Regions from separate parts of the Homo sapiens genome. Here region 1 is linked to region 2. A link is a loop called in an ENCODE intact Hi-C map of the cell type or tissue named here. Cell type or tissue: dorsolateral prefrontal cortex. All regions are shown on one strand. Each heading gives the region's core, and the rest is flanking DNA. Links, peaks and the distances in the headings are about the cores only. Region 1 has its middle 160 kb from the start of LINC00540. Region 2 has its middle 120 kb from the start of LINC00424.

The links. Hi-C counts contacts between places; a loop is a spot of excess contacts. Peaks named below come from ENCODE experiments on the same cell type or tissue, not always from the same donor. Only the 100,000 strongest peaks of a DNase experiment are listed, where the experiment ranks them.
Region 1: a loop joins it to region 2, with 2.1 times the contacts of the local background. A loop is called at or near these places in 2 of 110 quality-filtered maps.

What each region holds. Positions count from the first base shown.
Region 1 is chr13:22,048,740-22,059,549 of GRCh38, forward strand. It overlaps a transcript of LOC105370108 not described here. Among named protein-coding and RNA genes, the nearest start is that of LINC00540, 160 kb to the right of the region's middle. In dorsolateral prefrontal cortex, for the core only: no CTCF peak of the experiment used is centred there; no DNase peak of the experiment used is centred there; H3K27ac peaks cover 347 bases.
Region 2 is chr13:21,989,931-22,000,740 of GRCh38, forward strand. No RefSeq gene overlaps it. Among named protein-coding and RNA genes, the nearest start is that of LINC00424, 120 kb to the left of the region's middle. RefSeq lists an enhancer at 8,917-9,086. In dorsolateral prefrontal cortex, for the core only: no CTCF peak of the experiment used is centred there; no DNase peak of the experiment used is centred there; H3K27me3 peaks cover 825 bases.

The sequences.
Region 1 (10,810 bases), core at 1,281-9,280, 59 kb after region 2:
CCCTTAATGCTTAGAAGAAACAGACAAATCACACAAAACATGATGGATAACATAAGTTTCTTTTATTAACAATCGAGGTAGACAGCCTTCCCAAACATCTGCCTTTGTTTTACTGTAAAATACAATTTTATTTGTACTGTATGAGTCTCAAGCAGCCCATGAAGACTCGCTTGCATTATGTTTGTTTTACTTTAGGAAAAATTAAGTCAGGAGAGAAATCCAGTATATAGTTTTAAAACTCGAATCCAATAAAGATGGAAAGAATGCCTTTCCTGGAAAACCGAGCTTTACTCTCATGTCTCCTACACTGTAAACTTCTCATATCCAGAGAGTGGAGTCCCACGTTGTCTGTTTGTCTTTAGTGCTGCACTTCTCTGTGGTTTTGCGATTTTTCTCTGGAAGTGTCTTGTTTTCCTCACTGCAGTGTGACCTTCCTGAAGGCAAAGGCTGGGACCCTTTCACCTTTGAAATTTCCATACTTAGGCAGGTGGTAGACACTCAAAAAATATTGAAAGAATATAAGGAAAAAGCAAGGCCAAGAAGGAGGGCATAAGGAAAAAAGACTGCCACAGGGGGCAGAAAATGGAAGCAAACCAACCCACTTACCCGGTTCCTAAGCATTAACGCTAATTGAGTTTTACTACATTTTCTTCAACCCTGTTGTGCCCATCAAATGGAGACACTCAATCACTAAGTCATATTCTTCCTGGAGGGTCACTTCTCTTTCCAGTAAGACATGAGCATGGCATGTTTAGGAGAGAGAGTGCCTCGACTTGCTTATTAATTGCAGCTTCTCTCCGGCTCATGGAGCTGGTTTGTGGTCTATCAAGCATGAAGAAATGGAGCTTGAAAGTTTGCCAGCAGACAACTTAGCTTTCTAAATAAAAGCTGAGGCCCTGAGAGCACTGAGGCCCATGAGTCTATTCACAGTGTGGGAGAGGGAAAGCTCTGCTATTTCCATATGCATAATATGAAAACAAGCTATATGACATTATCAACCTTTGCTTGCTTAGTAGTAAAAAGTACCTTGACTACAAGGATCCACCCTCCTCATCTATTGATCTAATCTAGAAGCATTGGCTATAATGATAGCTATATCCATGGATGGGTATCATGTTAATTGCTTTACTTCATTGAATCACTGGGAGAGTCCTGCAATATAGGTGGTGTTGTCATCTGCTTTTTAGTCATGAGGAGTCTTGAGACCAAGAGCACTTTCCTAACTTGCCCAGGACCTTACCTCATGGGGGAAGATCCAGACCTAGTATCCTTGGTGGTCTGGCTCCGAAGAACATGTCTGACCACCGAGCCACATACCCTATTTCTTTGTAAGGAGGAAGTATTTCAAACAAGAACACGTGAATTTCCCTAGAGACAGGAAAAAAGTCATGAAAATGATCTTCGGAGCTGGAGGTCATTATGCTTAGCAAACTAATGCAGGAACAGAAAACCGAATACCGCATATGCTCACTTAAAGTGGGAGCTAAATGATGAGAACACATAGATGTATAGAGGCGAACAGCAGACACTGGGGTCTACCTGGGGGTGGAGGCTGGGAGGAGGGAGAGGAGCAGAAAAAATAACTATTGGGTAGTAGGCTTAGTTAGTACCTAGGTGACAAAATCTGTACAACAAACCCCCGTGGCACAGTTGACCTATATAACAAATGTGCACATGTACCCTTGAACCTAAAATAAAAGCTTAAAATAAAAATGAAATGATCTTTGTGTATTTAGAGTACAATATGCATTTATTTGAGGAGAGCTTTTATATATATTTTTGTTAGCTTGTAAAAACTGAGCATGAACTTGATATCACCATCAGCCACTGAGATATAGACCGAGGCCTACTTACAGCGAGGGCATGTGTCTGAAGTGGTTGCCCTCTGAACTGTGGCTCTCCTGCTGGTGTTCTGGTGAGAGCTTCTTCTGGGTTCTCTCGAGGGAGGTTCCTCGTGTAGGTTATCCCTTGTGGTGACCGTTCCTAGAGTGTATCACTTGTTCTTCCACTTGTTGGGCCAGGTTTTAACTAACTGCTTTCACCTCTTTGTCAAAAGCTTCTGTCGCACACTCCAGAATCACAGATCTCAGGACGATGTGTCTGGTGCTTTCCTTCCCTGAAATTCAATAAAGAAATAAAGATTTCAAGAAACAATGTTTTTAGATATCTCAACCATTTCTCAGTGGGTGTGACTAATTCAGTTCAACTAGCATTTGTCGAGTGTCCATTCTATCAGTAATCACAGTGCCTGCATTTTTGTTCAAGCTTTCCTCATTTTAAAGCACTTTTGTAAACAGTATAGGCAAGGCTGTGTGTTGTGAAGATCAGGGATGAGAGGATGTGGCATGAAAGGGCCACCACAGGAAAGGGCTGGTTACCTCTTCTGGCTTGGAGGCTTTGTCAGGGGTGTCCTCAGAGCCTGCGGTCATTTGATGGGCTGCTTGAGGAAGATGTACTCTGCATTGGCTCAAAGGAGTAGAAGCACCAGATTTTGCACCATTGAGAAGACCTTTCTTACAACTGTTGTGTCCAGCAACAGAACGGGCTGCATATGACACTGGCAGCTCCCCAGCTAAGAAGCTGGCTAGGCTGAGTAACCAGTGTGACCGGGGAGAGGATACCAGCAGGATTCACTGTCCTTTCATTTAGCTAGGATCATGTGATCTGGGGCCAGATGACCTGAATTCTCATCTTGGCTGCACCACTGGCTCGTAGTGTGAACTTGGGAACTCACAGTCTTTCCCTCATTTGGCTGCTGAAAGGACTAAGTGGGTTAAGGCGAAGTGCTTGGAACAGTTTTTAGTAAGTCAACAATAAATGTTAGTAGTTATTTTTGTTTTGTTTTTGTTTTTTTGTTTTGTTTTGTTTTTGAGATGTAGTCTCACCTGCAGCTGGGCTGGAGTGCAGTGGCACGATCTCGGCTCACTGCAACCTCCATCTCCCGGGTTCAAGCAATACTCCTGCCTCAGCCTCCCGAGTAGTTGGGACTATAGGCAAGTGCCACCACGCCCAGCTAGTTTTTGTATGTTTAGTAGAGACGGGGTTTCACCATGTTGGCCAGGATGGTCTTGATCTCTTGATCTCGTGGCCCACCCACCTCGACCTCCCAAAGTGCTGGGATTACAGGCGTGAGCCACCACACCCGGCTCAAATGTTAGTAGTTATAAAGGACATCTTCCAACTCCTTTTGTGTTTGATTATAATGTAATATGCTACAGTGGCTAGTCGTGAATAATCATTACAGAACATTGAAGAAATATGAGTTATTAATGAAAACTTTTAAATTATCATATATTAGAGGTAATAAGGTGGGAAGAGTAGGAGATGCAAACAAGCAGAGGACACACTTCCTGGGTTCTGGGGTTCCCAGTCCTGCTGGGAAAACATGATGCATAAGATGATAACTTACAATTGCAAACAGTGCATGATAGAATGCTTCATGAGTAGTCTGGCAGTCAGTTGAGAGAGGAGATCACCAAAGCAGGCCTTGAGTTAAACACCCAGGTTTCTGTCAAATAATGGTATGTAACATACAACCCAATGTCTCATTGGCTGAAAACAACAAGCATTGATTGCTCACAGTTGGGCCTGTGGGTCAGTGACAACTCAGCTGGGCAAGGCTGCACTCGCTGCAGGCTCCTGCTGTTGGTTCAGGGCTTCTCTGTGTGGGTCTTGTCTTGAAACTCGGGCTGAGGAAGCAGCCCTTAGACGAGGTGAGTTCTCGTGGTAGGGGTGGGTGTGGGGTAGGATCATTGGCGACAGGGGATCCTCCCATGGCTCTGGCTTGGAACTGGCCTAGCCATCCCTTTCCATTGTCCAAAAACGGCCACATGGCCAAGTTGAACATCAGTAGAGCAGGGATGCCTATTCTGGGGTGAAAGTGAAGCATGGCAGAGGTGAGAGAGAAGGGAAAATTGTGAGGAAATAGTGTACAGCCTACCACAGATAGCTTTCAAACGTGCACATTAACATTCAGTAGATGCCTTGAAGGAAAGAATCACAGCGTTATTCTGCACACGATGGGCATGCAGTAGTCAGGCATGGTGGCTCACACTTGTAATCTCAGCTCTTTAGGAGGCTGAGGCTGGAGGCTCACTTGAGGCCAGGAATTTGAGACCAGCCTGGACAACATAGCAAGACGCCATTTCTACAAAATTTGAAAAATTATCTGGGTATGGTGGCACGTGCCTGTAGTCCTAGCTACTTGGAAGACTGAGGCAGGAGGATCGCTTGAGCCCAGCAGTTCAAGGCTGCAGCGAGCTATGATTGCATCACTGCCCTCCAGCTTGGGCGACAGAATGAGGTGTCTCTAAAGATAGCTAGCTAGCTAGCTAGCTAGCTAGCTAGCTAGATAGGTTCGGGTGATTTTCATATGATATTCTAAGTGAAAACCCAAATCATAGGCAATTCAGCCACAGCAAAATACCCAACAAGTTTGTAACCACAGGCCACCTGGCCCACCTGGAGATAGACTAAGATGCTGAGGAGGACGGCCCCTCCCTCCAGGGAGGAGGAGACAAACAGAAGGGCTGTAATTAGGTCAGAGCTGAGGTCTCTACCTCTCTTTCAATACATTGGAAATAGGCTGTTGCCAAATGTGGCTCTGAAGGCCTGTGGTAAATTGGGAAATCCTGAATGCACTGTAATTTCCAGGGGCTCTCTGTGTTGACTTTATGATAACACCCCCAGGAGAGGTCGGATAATACTTTGCCTTGTAGCAAACGGATTTTCTTACTGAAGTTTCTCTCTGCACTTTGGTCGCTGGAGGACATTCTCCTCATACCCATACCTCTGAAATGAAAGGTGCTGGGAACACATCCTTGTCTTCCAATTGATGGGTCTATGGCACATCCACACGCAACAGGCCGCAGAAGCTGGTGCCAGAGCCGTGGTTGGGAGAATTGCCTCGCTGGCTTCATCTCCAGTCTGGAAAGAGGAGGATGGGTGCCTTTGGGGGTGGACTAAAGTGTATAAACATCACAGTATCTATAGAGTATCTGTCATTTGACAAGTGTTCTGTTTGTGCCTCTGCATGCATCATATACGGATGCCCACCATGTCCTCTGGGTGAGGAACTACTCCCCTGTACGAGGTCTAGAGAAACTGGATATCTAGGTCAGTCTACGACCAGAGGTTGGGCTTCTTCTACTTTTTCTTCCTTTTATTTAAATCAGACTGACCTTTTTAAGAGTCTGAGAGAGTAGAATGACAGATCCCAGGAACTGGGAAGGGTAGTGGGAGGGGGAGGGGGGTGGTTAATGGGTACAAAAATACAGTTAGGTAGAATAAAGAAGATCTAGTGTTTGATAGCACAGCAGGGTACCAGCAGTCAGCAATAATTTATCATACATTTATAAATAACTAAAAGAGTATAATTGGATTGTTTGTAACACAAAGAAAGGATAAATGCTTGAGGTGATGATACCTCATTTACCCTGATGTGGTTATTATGCATTGCATGCCTGTACCCCGTAAATAAAATAAAATATTCCTTGTACCCCATAAATAAAGACCCTGCTATGTACCCATAAAATTTTTAAAAAGGAAACTGAGGTAAACTTTTGACCCCCTCTCCTGAACAATGTGTAAATGGACAAACACACACAAATTACAGACAATGTCAAAGAGTTCACTGATCTTTTAAAAACAAGATGTAGATAGAGTTGTGTTCTGACTTAAGAGCTGAAGGGTGGAATTAACTTAAAACCCCTCCAACAGCTTTTTGGAAGAAAAGGTGAGGTGCTGTGAGAACAGACTCACCTCTTTCTTTGAAAACAGTTGTGTGACTGACATAATTCACACACGCACACACACATATGCATACACACATGCACATGCGTGCACACAGGCATAAAAACACATACACAAACATACACATGCACACACATGTATGAGCACTGTGCACACTCCAAACCCACATTTATTGGACTGGCTGATTCTTAGAGTGGTTCTCACTGATCATGAGATGCCCAGCCCAGCATAACCTTCTTTTTATTGGAAGCGACAGACCACAAAGGCAGGGTTGTAGAAATTCTTATGAGGACATCTTACTTGAGAAGTTTCCAGTTCTTTCTCACTGATGCTAAGTCAGACGTGTGAAGAAAACCCTATTCAGGCATTTTGGCCAGATTCAAATAGGTCAGAGGCCCAGAAAGAGTAATTAACTTGCAGAAACTTTTTCTCAACTGAGGGGACCACATAACCTATTATCCCTTAATAAGGCCGTTTCCTCAGTGAATCATGGGAGCTTGGACAGGCTGAGGAAAAACCAAAGGGACATTTTCACTAAAGCATCATATGATCTTCCCTAATGTCTTACTACCCCAGAAATTGTGTCATCCTCTTAAAAGGGACCAAGTTAAGGCTTGATGTGCCTTTTATGCACAGTGAATATTGTTTGGCTTCAATCTTGATGAACTAGCTGTGCAAAATATATTTCGTTTCCTTGTTTTGAGTCATGTTTGATGTGGTTCCCTATCATAATTTGTATGATGATGAACAAATCACTGTGATAAAGATGGAAAATACTCCCACCTGGGAAAAATTCAGTAGAGACAAATGAGGTGAATCAAACATCCTCAAAGACTCCCCCAGGTGCTCTGGAAAGAGACTTTTGACATTTGTGCCATTGGTCATTCATGTCAAACGGGGAATAGAAGCATTATGAAAGAGGAGAACCAGGAAGAATGTCAGGAATGCTGCACTGTGCTTGGAAGGGAGACAGAGGAATCAGTGGATAGATCCCTTCATCCAACAGTCTGCTCATGTTCACAGAGTCCCTGCTCTAGCCAGTCGCTAGGCTGGTCCTAGGGACGGAGGGGCAGATAATAGTGATGTGGAGCTTTCTGTCCTGCATGGGGTCACATTAAACATATGGCGAATGGGTCTTCCTTTGCTTTGCCAAAGTGCGTTCACAGTATGCTCCTGCACATAGACCAAGTTGGGTTGAATACATATTACTTCCTCAGGAAATAGCTCCCTGAGGAGGTTATTTGTATTCATGATCTGGAGAAAGATTGAAATTACTCAGGCAAAAACAGGGTGGTGGACAAGAGGGTGGAAGGATTTCTAGGCAAAGGAAACAACATCTATGCATCTACAATGGCCCTGAGATTGGACAAAAAAAAAAAAAAAAAAAAACATGGCAGAGGTGGCAAGAGGCCAATAGGTTGGATCACAGTGATTGAAGAGAAGATGAGGGGTAGGGCTGGGGCCAGAGAGGCACAGACCCTTGTGGCCCTGGAAAGGATTTTGAAGCTGGATTGGACACAGAAGGGTTTGAGCATGGGAATTCCATAATAAGATGGTCATATTAAAAAGATCATGGAAAAATTATTGTGGACAGGATGAGAGTGTTTGCAAGAAGACAAACCAGAGCCCCAAATGGTCATGTTTTAGCCAGAGATGCCATTGACTTAGATGACTGTGTTGACCATGGGGGTGGAGAGAAATGGGCGCATGCAAGGGATATTTAAGAAGCAGAATTGATAGGACTTGGCCATTGATTGGATGCAGGGATGAGAGCTTTTGTTGGATGGCAGAAGTATGTGTCTTTGGGGAGACAAAGGGGAGATGAAAGGCCAACCGTGTTGTAGTAGTAGCCACAACGGACATCTATTATTTTCTATGTCTTCCGTATAGTGTTTAGTTGTTTATGTGCAATAACTTATAAAACCATTCTGTAGTTCATTACTTCTAAGAAAACTTCCTCCTAATCTAGGTCAGTGTCATTTATGTCTGTTCTACTTCTAAAGAAGAGGAAGAAGTGACTTTTTCAAGGCCGATGTGTAAGTGTCCACTGCATAGAAGCCCTGGACTACTGCCATGGATACAAACCCAGGACAGATAGGGCTGCACCATTGCTTTTAGGAAGTCTGTCCTTCAGTAGGAAAGATAGAACCCACAGACCTGCACACAGTGAGGGGACCACTTAAATGCAACACAATGCCAGTGACAATAAGCTTTGCAGACTTAGTGCCTACGTGCAAGGAGGAGGCATAGGCTTCCCTGTGAGAAGTGAAGAGTGAGAAAGACTTTCTGGAGGGGTGGGATGTAAGCTTGTCCCCCATCAGATAAACTTTTAATTTCACAATAGTTTTAGGCTTACAGAAAGGTTGTAAAGATAGTGCAGAGAGTTCCCATATGCCACAGAAGTCCCTTACAGTTAACCATTTGCATTACTGGGGTACATTTGTCACCAAGTCATTTTTATCAACTCAAGTCCCTTCTTTATTGGACTGCATTAGTTTTTCCATAATGTCCTTTTTCCATTCCAGAATCCCATCCAGGAGACCACGTTAACATTTAGTCATCACGTTGCTTTAGGCTCCTCTGGGCTGTGATAGTTTCTCAAACTCTCCCTGCTTTTTTTTTTTTTTTCCGGCATAGTCTTGCTCTGTCGCCCAGGCTGGAGTGCAGTGGCATGATCTTGGCTCACTGCAAGCTCCGCCTCCTGGATTCACACCATTCTCCTGTCTCAGCCTCCCAAGTAGCTGGGACTACAGGTGCCTGCCACCACACCTGGCTAATTTTTTGTATTTTTTAGTAGAGACGGTGTTTCCCCGTGTTAGCCAGGATGGTCTCGATCTCCTGACCTTGTGATCCACCCGCCTCAGCCTCCCAAAGTGCTAGGATTACAGGCACTCCCCCTGCTTTTGATGGCCTTGACAGTTTCGAAGAGTGCTGGTTATGTGCATTGCAGAATGTCTCTCAGTTTGGATTTGTCTGAGGTTTTTCTCGTGATAGAACTGGTATGATGGGGTTTTGGAAGACCACAGAGTTGAAATGCCCCTCTCAGCACATATCAAGGGTCCATACTATCAACATGTTTTATCATTGTTGATACTGACCTTGATCACCTGGTTGAGGTAGTTTGTCAGGTTTCTCCACTGTTAAGTAACTCTAATTTCCCCGTTTTCTTTTCTGTATTCTTTAGAAGGAAGTCACTCTGCCCAGCTCACACTTAAGGGATGGGGTGTGATGCTCCACCTCCCTGAGGACAGACTATTTACATAAATTATTTGGAATTTTTCTGCACGGAAGATTCTGCTTTTCTCTCATTTATTTATTTGTTAATTCAATCATTTATTTATATCAGTATGGGCTCATGGATATATATGCTATACTTTTAGTTATGTTTCAATGCTACATCATTTATTTGGTTGCTCAAATTTTTCCAGCTTTGGACCTGGGAGCCCACTCAATGGACTCCTGCTCCCTGTGACATACGCACTCATCACTGTGTGTGTTTCTCGGCACTTCCTTACTTACAGGTACTAAGAGATGCTCCAGGCCCTTCTTGCATATTTCCTGTTCCAGCCTTAGAATCAGCCATATTTCCAAGGAGCTGCAGTTTCTTTTATTAGAGAATGGTGTGAGGAACCAAGATCTGGGCATTGAATGTGTAAGCTGGGTTTTAAAGGACAGTGGACAATAGAAAGGAACAGGAATGGCATTTGGAGTAGAAAGCTTGGCATAAGCAAGTATCCTGAGAATGAAGAAAATGAATTCTATGTGGGGAAGAGCATATACCTAGATGGAAGCATTTACACTGGTGAAATAAATCTTTCAGGCTTTAGGTCCAGACTGAAGTGTAATATTATCCCATCCCCCAACCCATTTATTCATCACCTTTCTTCACAATAGCTTCACCTTTTACCCATTAGCTAATGCAAAAGTCCTGGGAGCTATTCTTTACTTCACTCTCCCTTTCCACTCATATGCAATCAGTGAAAAATATTTCTTGATTCTGCCTCCCAATAATTTTTAAACCTGTCTTCCACTGTCCAGAGCCACATCTCCTGGCCAGGTACCTTCAATGGTGGGTAAACCAGTTCCAACATCCCTGGCAGCGTCTTCTCCCTGCAGCAGCCTTGCCACCTCTGGTGGTATTCTCTACCATGATCAAGGCCATTGGGCTTCCCATTGAGTTTAAGGTGAAGCCTTCTGAGGCTGATGGGCTGGGTGTGATCTTTTCCTCACCAACCTGTCTACCTGACTCTCTGTTTTTGTAACCTGAGATCCCACAGCAAGATCTTCCATCACTCCTCAATCAAGCATTGCAGTGGGACCTTTGGAGGATGTGGCCTTTGTCCAGATGCTTTTGCCTTATCTGGCCTGGCTACCTGGTATGACTAACTTCTTTCCATTTTTGTTTTGCTGTCACTGCCTTGGGAAGACTTGTTTGCTCCATGGTCAAGTATGATCCTCAATACAGATTCTCACACCATACTAGGAGAAAATGGGCCCATATTTTCAATTTGTTGATTCTATTTAAAATTTATTCAGTAAATACTTGCTCAGCATTTAACTGTATACTAAGAGGGTGTTCAAGGCGCTAGGCATAGAGCAATGAAATGACAGAGTAAGAACCCCCTCCTCTTGGAGCTTATAGTCCGATGAGGAAGGCAGAAAACGTGTTGAGCATTCATCTGAAAATCCAAAATCTCAAAGGCTCCAAAATCAAGCTTTTTGAGTGCCAGTGTCGCAGGTAGAAAACTCCACACAGAATTACTTAACACAAACTTTGTTTTACACACAAAATATTAAACATATTTTAATATGAAGATATATATGAAACAAATGAACTTTGTGTTTAGACTTAAGTTCCTTTCCCAAAATGTCTCATTTATGTGTATGCAAATATTCCTAAATCTGAAATCGCAAGCGCTTCTGGTCCGAGGCAGTTTGGATAAGGGATACGCAACATGTAGCAAATACATAAATATGATATTTAGTATATCTGGAGCTGATAAATACTGTGGAGGAAAAAGGCAGGGGAGGCCAACAGGTGTGCATGGAGTTGGGGGAG
Region 2 (10,810 bases), core at 999-8,998:
GTTTTTGAGATTCATCCATATCGCTTCAGGTCTCAGTAGTTTATTCTTTTTTTATTGTGGAATAGTTTTCTATTACATATATAAATACACCATAATTTGTTCATTCATTTCCTTGTTGATGGACATTTCAGTTGTTTCCAATTTTGGGATATAAAGACACTATAAATGTCCTTATATAGGCTTGTGTTTGCTTGCTTATTTTTGTTTTGTTTTATTTTTTCAAACATGTTTTAGTGGGTAAATACCTAGGATTAGAAATGCTGGGTCATAGGGTGAACGTATGTTTAGCTTCATAAGAAACTTCCAAACAGTTTTCAAAAATGGTTGTACCGTTTTACTTTGTTCTCCCACCATCAATGTATGAGAGTGCTGTTTTTTTCCAATTTATTAAAACATTGGTATTGTCAGCTTTTAAAATTTTAGCCATTTTAGAAGACAATGTGACACTTCATTGTGTTCTCTCTGCATTTCTCTGACAACCATGCTGAACACTTTTTCACATGCATATTGGCTATTCATATATCTTCTGTAAAATGGCTGCTCAAGTTCTTAGCCCATTTTAAATTGGGCAGTTGTCTTTTTTTTTCAAAAAAATTAATTTTTTTATATTTGAGGTATATAATAGGATGTTTTGATATGCATATACATACTTATCTTAAAGTGATTACTACAGACAAATTTACATATTCATCACCTTCCATAGATACCTTTTTCATGTGTTAAGGGAACCTAAAATCTACTCTTTTAGCACATTTTCAGTATACAATATTAACTATAGTCCTCATGCTGTGTGTTAGATCTCTAGACTTATTCATCCCGCGTGACTGCAACTTCATATCCTTTGAACTACATCTCCTCGTTTGCCCTCCAGGCCCCTGGTAAACAGCCTTCTGTTTTTTCAACTGTTTTTTTTTTTTTTTTTTTTTTTTTTTTTGACAGAATCTCTGTCTGAGCTCACTGCAACCTCCGCCTCCTGGGTTCAAATGATTCTTGTGCCTCAGCCTTCAGAGTAACTGGGAATACAGGCATGCGCCACCATGCCCAGCGAATTTTTGTATTTTTAGTAGAGATGAGTTTTACCATGTTGTCTAGGCTGGTGGTCTTGAACTCCTGGCCTCAAGTGATCCACCCACCTTGGCCTCCCAAAGTACTGGCATTGCAGGCGTGAGTTACCGCATCTGGCCATCTATTTATTCAACTTTTGTTTTTAAGATTCTTCATAGAAGTAAGACCATACAATTTGTCAGTCTTATTTCTGGTTTATCTATGTCTGGCTTATTTCACTTAGCATGCTATTCTCCAGGCCCATCTATATTGTCACAAATGGCAGGATTTCTCTCTTTTTAAAGGCTGAATTATATTCCATTATGTATATATACTACACTTGCTTTATTCATTCATCCGTTGATGGATACTTTAGGTTGTTTGCATAGTGTGGCTGGAATGATGCCATGCACGTGCGAGTGCAGGTGTCTTTACGAGGTGCTGCTGTCATTTCCTTTGGGTACATACTCAGCAAAGGGATTGCTGGACCATCTAGCATTTTATTTTTTTCTTTTGAGATGGAGTTTCACTCTTGTTGTCGAGGCTGGCGTGCAGTGGTGTGATCTCGGCTCACTGTAACCTCCACCTCCCGCGTTCAAGTGATTCTCCTGCCTCAGCCTCCCAAGTAGCTGGGATTACAGGTGTGTGCCATCATGGCCAGCTAATTTTGTATTTTTTTTTTTTTTTAGTAGAGATGGGGTTTCACCATGTTGGTCAGGCTGGTCTTGAACTCCTGGCCTCAGGTGATCCACCCACTTCAGCCTCCCAGAGTGCTGGGATTACAGGCATGAACCACCGTGCCTGGCCAGAACCATTTAGTATTCTATTTTCAGTATTTTGAGCAACCTTCATACTGTTTTCTGAAATGGCTGTATCAATTTACATTTCCACCAACATTGTACATGGTTTCCCTTTGTTCCACATCCTCACCAACACTTGTAATTTTTTAGTAGCCCCCCTAACTGGTGTGAGGTGATATCTCGTTGGGGTTTTGCTCTGCATTTCCCTAATGATTAGTACTTTTTCCATGTGTCTGGTGTCTATTTTTTCCTTTTATTTATAGTTGGCATGTAATAGTTGTTCATATTAATGGGATACAGAGCGATATTTCAGTACATGCCTACAATATATAATGATCCAATTGGGGCAATGAGCATATCCATCCCTTCAAACGGTTATCATTTGTTGGTGTTGTGAACACTCAAAATCCTCTCTTCTAGCTTTTTGAAAATATGCAATGTTATTATTAACCATATTCACCCTACAGTGCTGTAAAGCACCAGACCCATGGCTCCTCTGTAACTGTAATTTTGTATCCTTCTACTAATTTTTCCCTACCTTCCCTCCCCACAACACTCCTCAGCCTCTAATAACCACAGTTCTACTCTCTTTCTTTTTTTTCTTTCTTTTTGTGAGACAGGGTCTTGCTCTGTCACCCAGGCTGGAGGGCAGTGGCATGATCTTGGCTCACTGCAACCTCCGCCTCCTGGGTTCAAGTGATTCTCGTGCCTCAGCCTCCCTAGTAACTGGGATTACAGGCACCTGCCACTAGACCTGTCTAATTTTTGTATTGTTAGTGGAGACAGGATTTCGCCACGTTGGCCAGGCTGGTCTCGAACTGCTGACCTCAGGTGATCTGCCCGCCTTTTCCTCTGTAAGTGCTGGGATTACAGGTGTGAGCCACGGCACCCGGCCAATTCTATTCTCTTTCTATGAACTCATTTCTTTTAAGCTCCCAAATATGAATGAGAACGTGTGGCATTTATCTTTCTGTGTCTGACTTACTTCATTTAACATAATGTCCTCCAGACTCATCCATATTTTGCTGGCTATTTTTATATCTTCCTTAGAAAAAGGATTATTCAGGTCTTTTGCCCATTTAAAAACATTTTTTTTTTTTTTTGCTGTTGAGTTACGTGAGTTTCTTATATATTTTGGATATTAACATCTTATGAGATACATGGTTTGCTAATATATTCTTCCACTCCATTGGTGCCTGTGCATTTTGTTGATTGTACCTTTTGCTGTGCAGAAGCTTTTTAGTTTGATGTAGGCCCACGTGCTCACTTTTGCTTTTGTTGCCTGAACTCTTTGGTGGCATCGAAAAAGTTATTGGTAAGGCCGATATCAAGGGGCTTTCCCCTTATGTTTTCTTCTAGGAATTTTTTGGTTTCAGGTTTATATTTAGATCTTTAATCCCTTTTGAGTTTATTTTTGTGTGTGGTGTAAGGTAAAGATCCAGTTTTTTCCTCAAGGCCGTATTGACTTGTTACCATTGCTTTATAATAAATCTCACAATCAGAAAATGTAATTCTTCCAACTTGTTTCTTTCCCCAAGTATGTTCTAGTTATTCTAATTGTTTTTTGGCATTTTATATATATAAATTTTTTTAAGAAACTGTCAACTTCTACAAGAAAAAAAAAGCTTGCTGGGGTTTTAAAGGAGATTGTGTCAAATCTGCAGATAAACAGAATTGGTATCTTAGCAATTTTGGGTGGGTGTGCAACCTAGAAATATGGTATATGTCTCTATTTAAATCACTTAGGTCTTTCTTTTTATATTTCTCTAAGATGCATTTTACAGTTTTCCGTGTGCAGGTCTTGTGCTTATTTTGTTAAATGTATCCCTGGAATTTTTGGTTATGAATGTGATTTTAACTGCTATTGTATTTTAACCATAGTTTCAAATTTTCATTGTTAGTATATAGAATTACCATTACTATTTTTTATAGTGACCTTGTATCTTGTGATATTACACTTATTCACTCTAGTAGTTTTTTTAAAATAAGGTTTTATGAATTTTCTACATAGATATTCATGTTATTTTTGAATAAAGCCATTTCTATTATTATTATTTAATCTTTATGTGTTTTACTCCTGTCTTGCTGTATGCAGTGACTAAGCCTCCAGTACAATCATGAAAAGAAGAGATAAGAGAGGACATTCTTGCCCTGTTGTTAGTCTTACAGACAGAGTTCAGTGTTTTACTGTGAAGTATGATATTAGCAGTTGGTTTTTTGTAGATGTTCTTTATCAGACTGAGGGGAATTCCTTCTATTCCTACTTTGTTGAGAGTTGTTTGTTGTTTTGTGTTGAAAATATGTTGAATTTTGTCAAATGCTTCTCCTGCACACTCAGATCATCTGATGGCTTTTTGTTTTCAGTGTGTTGAGTGTCAAACAAATGCCATGTTCCTGGCCTGAGTTTAACTGATATATTCATATCAAGTCATGATATATTATCATTTATATATACATTTTGGGTTGATTTGGTTTACTAATGATTTGTTAGGGATTTTTGAACCTATGCTTTTTAACTATACTGGTGTCTTTGGTCAGGGATGGGTCATCTTTTTGTTTGACTTTGGTATCAGGATGATGTCAATTTCATAAACCAAACCAGAATGTGTTCCCTTCTCCCCAATTTTATGAAAGAGTTTGTGAATTATTGACATGATTTATTCTTTAATTATTTGGTAGAATTTACCAACAAGTAAATCAGTGAATCCTCTTTTATCTTCTGTTTTCTCCCTTCTTGAACCAGAATGTATATGACCCTTATCCTATGCCCTTTTCATCATCACACTTTGGAAGAAGATAACTGGCTTATTAAATTTTACAGGCTCACAGTTGGAGAAGAATCATGCCTCAGATGGATTATACATAATGCCTTGCCCATACCTTATTTAGATCATGAGATTCAGGACTTTTGAACAGATGAGGTTTGAATGAGATTTTGGATTTTGATTTGATGCTGTAATTGGTTGAGTCTTTTGGGGAACTCTAAGTGGGATAGATATATTTTACATTGGGACAGACATGTATTGTTGGGAACAAGAGGAAGATGCCCTGTGGTAGACAGAATAATGAACTCCTTGGAGATGTCCATGTCCTAATTCCTGGAGTCTGAATGTGTTGGTTTACTTGGCAAAAGGGAATTAAGATTGTCATTGGAATTTAGAATCCTAATCAGCTGACCTTAGGATAGGGATATTATCCTGAATTATCTGAGTGGTTCTATGTAATCACAAAATTCCTTAAAAGTGGAAAAGGGAGGCAGAAGAATGGGTGAGAGGGATGTGATGTGAGAAGAACTTCACCTATCCTGCAACCTTTCCACATACTCTTCCCTCAACCTGGAAGACTCCTCCTGTTCTTTACCTGGATAATTCTTACATAGCCTTCCATTCTCAACTCAAATGGTGTTACTTCAAAGATGCCTTTGCTCATTACCAAACGTATATTAGGCCCCTCTCTTACTTATTTATACTTCCTTTGTAAGCAGCGACATGGCTCTTTTGCTCACCCTGGTAAGCCTAGTGCCCAGTATATCATCTGACACACAATTGGTGGTCAACTGTTGATTCATGAGTGAATTTTATTGGTTACTGTTGATCGCCAGTGAAATAAGTGCTTAGAAACACTTATAGGCTGAATAGGAAGAATTAAACAAATGAATGACTAGATAATAGGTACGTGGGAGTCACAGGGATTGACATCTTATTTTATTCAGTTTTGCCTACATTGGCTCTTTTCTTACAAATGTCCTGATGCCTATTGAGTATATATCCATAAGGTTTCTTTGAGTTTTCTGGAAGAAATGGCTGTTGTTGATGTTGTTTTTAGCAGCTCTTTTGACTCGACCATCCTCACACCAGCGTTAGGTAATTTAGACAGATTAGAACATCAGCTTCTTCTCAGGAACCCACAGAAGTCTTGGAATGGAGACAGTCCAGAAATATACCCATGTCCACATTACTCAATCCCTAGAAATCGCTATATTTAAGCAGAATGAGCTAGTTTTTTCTAAGTGCAATTTCTACCTTGTTACTAGAGAATTGGATTTATATAGGTTGCCATCTCTTATACCAAGATACTTTCAGGGAAAGGAAAGTACAGGAGGTGTTTTAAGTGCAGTAGGAATTGTGAGTTAGAAAACATGCCTAACGTGTGGATTTCAAACAAAATTTGATTATTAATTTGATCCAAATCTTACTTTTCAGAAAGGAGAAAGATTTTAAAGACAGGGTAAGGAGATTCCTCCAAAATGCCCAAAGTAGACTTAAGCAATACAAAATTTATCACATCTACTTACCAAATTTTATAATTAATTCATCAGTTCAACAAAATTGCTAATCATCTCCTATGAACCACCCATTGTGCTAAGGGCTGTGAGGCCACCAAGACCGATATCATCAGAAGGCAGCTTGCACTTCCTGGGAGAAGGCATGCATCCCCATAGCTGAAGTCAAAGTGGCAAGTGTTCCCTGGCTGGTGGACCAGAGAGCTCCATGGGACCCAAAAGAGGGAGGGTGCAGGCCTGACTGGGAGGAAATCTGGTAGCAACGGGTTTCCGTTTCTCCTTGGATAAATCAAGAAGACTTTTCCTTCAAGGACATAGTAAGTTCAGTTTTACAAAAAATTTTATTTTTTCTTGATACATAATAGACATATACATTTTTGTTCAGTTTTGACAAGGTAAAGCACACACTTCCTCTTTCTTTTTTTTTTTTTTTTTTTTTTTTTGAGACAGAATCTCACTCTGTCACCCAGGCTGGAGTGCAGTGGCGCTATCTCGGCTCCCTGCAAACTCCGCCTCCCGGGTTCACGCCATTCTCCTGCCTCAGCCTCCCGAGTAGCTGGGACTACAGGTGCCCGCCACCATGCCTAATTTTTTTGTATATTTAGGAGAGATGAGGTTTCACCGTGTTAGCCAGGATGGTCTCTATCTCCTGACCTCGTGATCCGCCTGCCTTGGCCTCCCAAAGTGCTGGTATTACAGGCGTGAGCTACCGCGCCTGGCCAACAACTTCCTTTTTCTTTTTCACTCCTGTGATTCTGCAGCTAGAGAAAAAAAGGAGAAAGTTCAGTCAGAGAAGGATGTGGCTCCAGGTTGCCTCATGGGTGTGATTTTGAGTGGTGGGCAGTTCCTCCTACCTTCGCTTTCTCCCCGTAGCCTGAATACAGTGAGCCATAGTGTCGAGGCCTCAGGCCTCTTAATCCTCAGCTCTGTAGAGAAGGCATGGCCCATTGTTTCCATGGCAGTGCCCTGCAGGACAGTGACCTGCTCAAGTCTCGCCTACTAGGGACGACTTCCTATGAACTGATTTTTTTTTTTTTTTTTTGAGATGGAGTCTTGCTCTGTTGCCCAGGCTGGAGTGCAGTGGCGTGATCTCGGCTCACTGCAACGTCTGCCTCCTGGGTTCAAGGGATTCTCCTGCCTCAGCCTCCTGAGTAGCTGGGATTGCAGGTGCCTGTGACCATCTCCAGCTAATATTTTTTATAATTTTAGTAAAGACAGGGTTTCACCATGTTGGCCAGGCTGGTCTCGAACTCCCGACCTCAGGTGATCCGTCTGCCTCAGCTTCTGCCTGCCTTGGCCTCCCAAAGTGCTGGGATTACAGGCGTGAGCCACTGCGCCCAGTCTTTTTTTAATTTTTAATTTTTTTAATTTTTGATTTTTGTAGGTACATAGTAGGTGTATATATTTGTGGAGTACATGAAATATTTTGATACAGGCATGCAATGTGTAAGTGGGGTATCAATCACCTCAAGCATTCATCATTTATTTGTGTTACAAACATTCCACTTGTACTCCCTCAGTTATTCTAGACTGGACAATAAATTATTGCTGACTGTGGTCCCCCTGTCATGCTATCAAATACTAAATCTTATTCACTGTATCTAACCATATTTTTGTACCATTATCCATCCCCACTTCCCCACTGTCCTTCTCAGTCTCTGGTAACCATCATTCTACTCTCTATCATCATGAGTTCAATTGTTTTAATTTTTTAGCTCCCACAAATAAGTGAGAACATGCAAAGCTTTTCTTTCTGTACCTGTCTTATTTCACGTAATATCATGTCCTCCAATTCCATCCATGTTGTTGCACAAGGCAGGATCTCTTTCTTTTTCACAGCTGGATAGTGCCCCATGGTGTGTATGCAGCACATTTTCCTTATTCATTCATCCATCTGTTGATGGACAATTGGATTGCTTCCAAATCTTGACTGCCATGAATAGTGCTGCAATAAACATGGGAGTGTCGATATCTCTTAGACAAACTGATTTCCTTTTGGATGAAGTTTCAAAGCTCAGTGCAGTTTTGAGATTCTGGAAGTAAATGTCCCAACTCACACTAACAGCACTGGTTGATAGGGAGGTGGGCAGTCGGCCCCTCTTCTCAGTGTCCTCCATGTTTTCTGTAACGAGCATGCACTATAGTAAAACCTCAGCAGACTTGGTGGGACCTTAGAAGTCGTCTTATGCAGCATTTTCATTTTTCAAAAAGAAAAATGAAGGTGGGTTTCCCGTGGTGTCTTTCCCAAGGGCCCCTGACTGGCGTGTTCTCTGCCCATTCAACCCTTCCGGGAGCACCTCCACAGGCCTGAGCTAGGCTACAGGAGCCCTGACAAGTGAGAGACGGCATCTGTGCCTACTGGGAGCTGTCCAGTAGGGGTCCAGACACCCAGTCCATGAAGTGCAACTCGAGCCTTCCAGAGCAGAGACTTGTGTGAAGGACCTGCAGCAAGCTGGAGAGAATGGGGAATTCAGCCCCAGGCAGGAGGGATCTTCCCTTTGCTCGCTTCTGCCTCATTTGCTGTCTTTATGCCCAGCCTTCGATGGCTTCAGACTTCCTTCCTCCTGCCCTTTTCTTGCCGACCCCATTCCTCTTCAGAAGCAGGTAGTGAGAGATGAAAAGGGCTGTAAACAGCATTCTACGGTAATGGACGGGCAGGGAGCTCAGAGGGTGGAGGGACTGGGATGGGCAGAGACTGTTTCGTTTGATCTGCCTTTTACAGCTTCCCCCAGGATCCCACAAAGTCACTAACTTTGAAATAGTTAATGAGGGGAAAAAAAAGGCATGTTATTAAGGCAGTTTAATAAGCCTGAGCATTCAGAGGGCTGTGTTTCTAGCACTAGGAGGGCCCACATTATCTTGGATTTTGTGTTCAGTGCTCTGATAGCTAAGCATCATTCCTGAAATGAATGCTTTTGAAAGGAAAAAGTGCGCAAGGGAAAATACACCGTTGGGTTGCAGTGTTCTCCTGTTTGATGTGAATTGGGCTCTCCCTGTGCAGTGCCAGTCCCTTGCAGCAGACCAGTCCTTCTCACGCCACTCTTGGAGAGAATGCCAGGGCATATCAGAGACTTAATGCTCCCCTCATCTGCCTGACAGCTGGTTTGAGTGCTCAGCTGAGCCTCAAGCACACTTCTGTGCTCACCAGCACACAGGAGGGGCTGGCAGCTGGGAGGAAATGCTCTGTGCTGTGTCTGGAGCCTGGACATCAAGACATGTCAAGAGAGAGCCCAATATGTGCTGTGAGGCCTTAGGGATTTCTGATCAAGAGAACTGTTTGCTATTTGGGAGCACGCAGCTTGGACCACCATTCTCCTGCCTCTCCTGCTTCCCATGTGATCTGAGACACCTGCATTCACCTGACCAGTCGGTCCCAAAGCCTGAGCAACAACCCAGCTCCTCCCTGGCCGTCCAAAGCGTTCTTGGCTACACAGTGTCTTTTATGATGCCTGTTCCTTGAATTTTCTGTTGAAAATATTCGTAAATTTTCTGTTGAAAATATTCATACATTTTCTTGTTGTTAGTATTTGAAAAAACATCTCTTTAAAATGGTCATAATGCTTGAGCCCTTCAGTCAGGGCCAGCAGGTGAGAAGTTGGAAGAGTGTGTCTTGTTCTGAAGTAGTTTGTGGAGGAGAGATTTCAGGGAAAGAAGAGAGGTGGAGGAGGGAGAATCCAAGGGCGGGCTGGAGACAGAAGCTGTGGCTGGAACGTGGGCCACTCCAGAATCTGGGTGCAGGAAGGCAAGAGGGCTTCCTCAGCTCTCACCTCGCTGAGGCCAAGCCTGCTCTGGCCCTCACAAGCACACTTCATGCCCAGCTGGGATTTCAGGCCTGCTCCCAGTCCTTCTCAACTTGCTCCTCTGCTCCAGGAGAAGGCAGAGTGATGTCGCTGTGCTTCTGCGCTGGCCCCATTTCTGGGTAGCGCCACACTGAATGCTCACTGTGGTCTCACATGTCTTCTCTGAAATGGATAGGACCTTCTCCAGGGTTATTCTGACTTGTGCTTCTTTTTGCACCCCCTCTCCTAGTAATGATATGGAAGGGAAGTGCTGGGAAGGGAAGGGCGTGGTCCCTTTAAATAACACATAATGGGAAAGTGTTGGTTAGAGGAAGGCATGGTCCCTGGCTAGGGCTCTACCCCCTTGGACCTAGGTGAGGACAGGCATTTCCTGACCAAATGTTGCATTTCGCAAGATCACCCTGGCCTGCCATGCCCCCATCCTGTGCCCATAAAAACCCGAGAGACCCTAGCAAGCAGACACACGGGTGGCTGGATGTGGAGAGGAGCACATCAGCAGAGGAACACACGGGCCGCTGGATGGAACCGGCATGCTGGCAGGCCACTGACCGGCAGAGCGACATGAAGTTTGACTGGGGCAGTTGGAGGAGAACTCGGGCCACCGAGTAGCCTGACTCCAGGGGAAAATCTTCCCACTCCATCCCCTCTGGCTTCGCCCATCTGCTGAAAGCTACATCCACTCAATAAAACCTTGCACTCATTCTCCAAGCCCAGGTGTGATCCGATTCATCCTGTACACCAAGGCAGGGATAAAGAAAGCCCTCTGTCCCTGCCACAAGTTAGAGGGTCTAATTGAGCTGGTTAACGCAAGCCGCCTATAGACAGCAAAACTAAAAGAGCATCCTGTAACACACACCCACTGGGGCTTCAAGAGCTGTAAACAT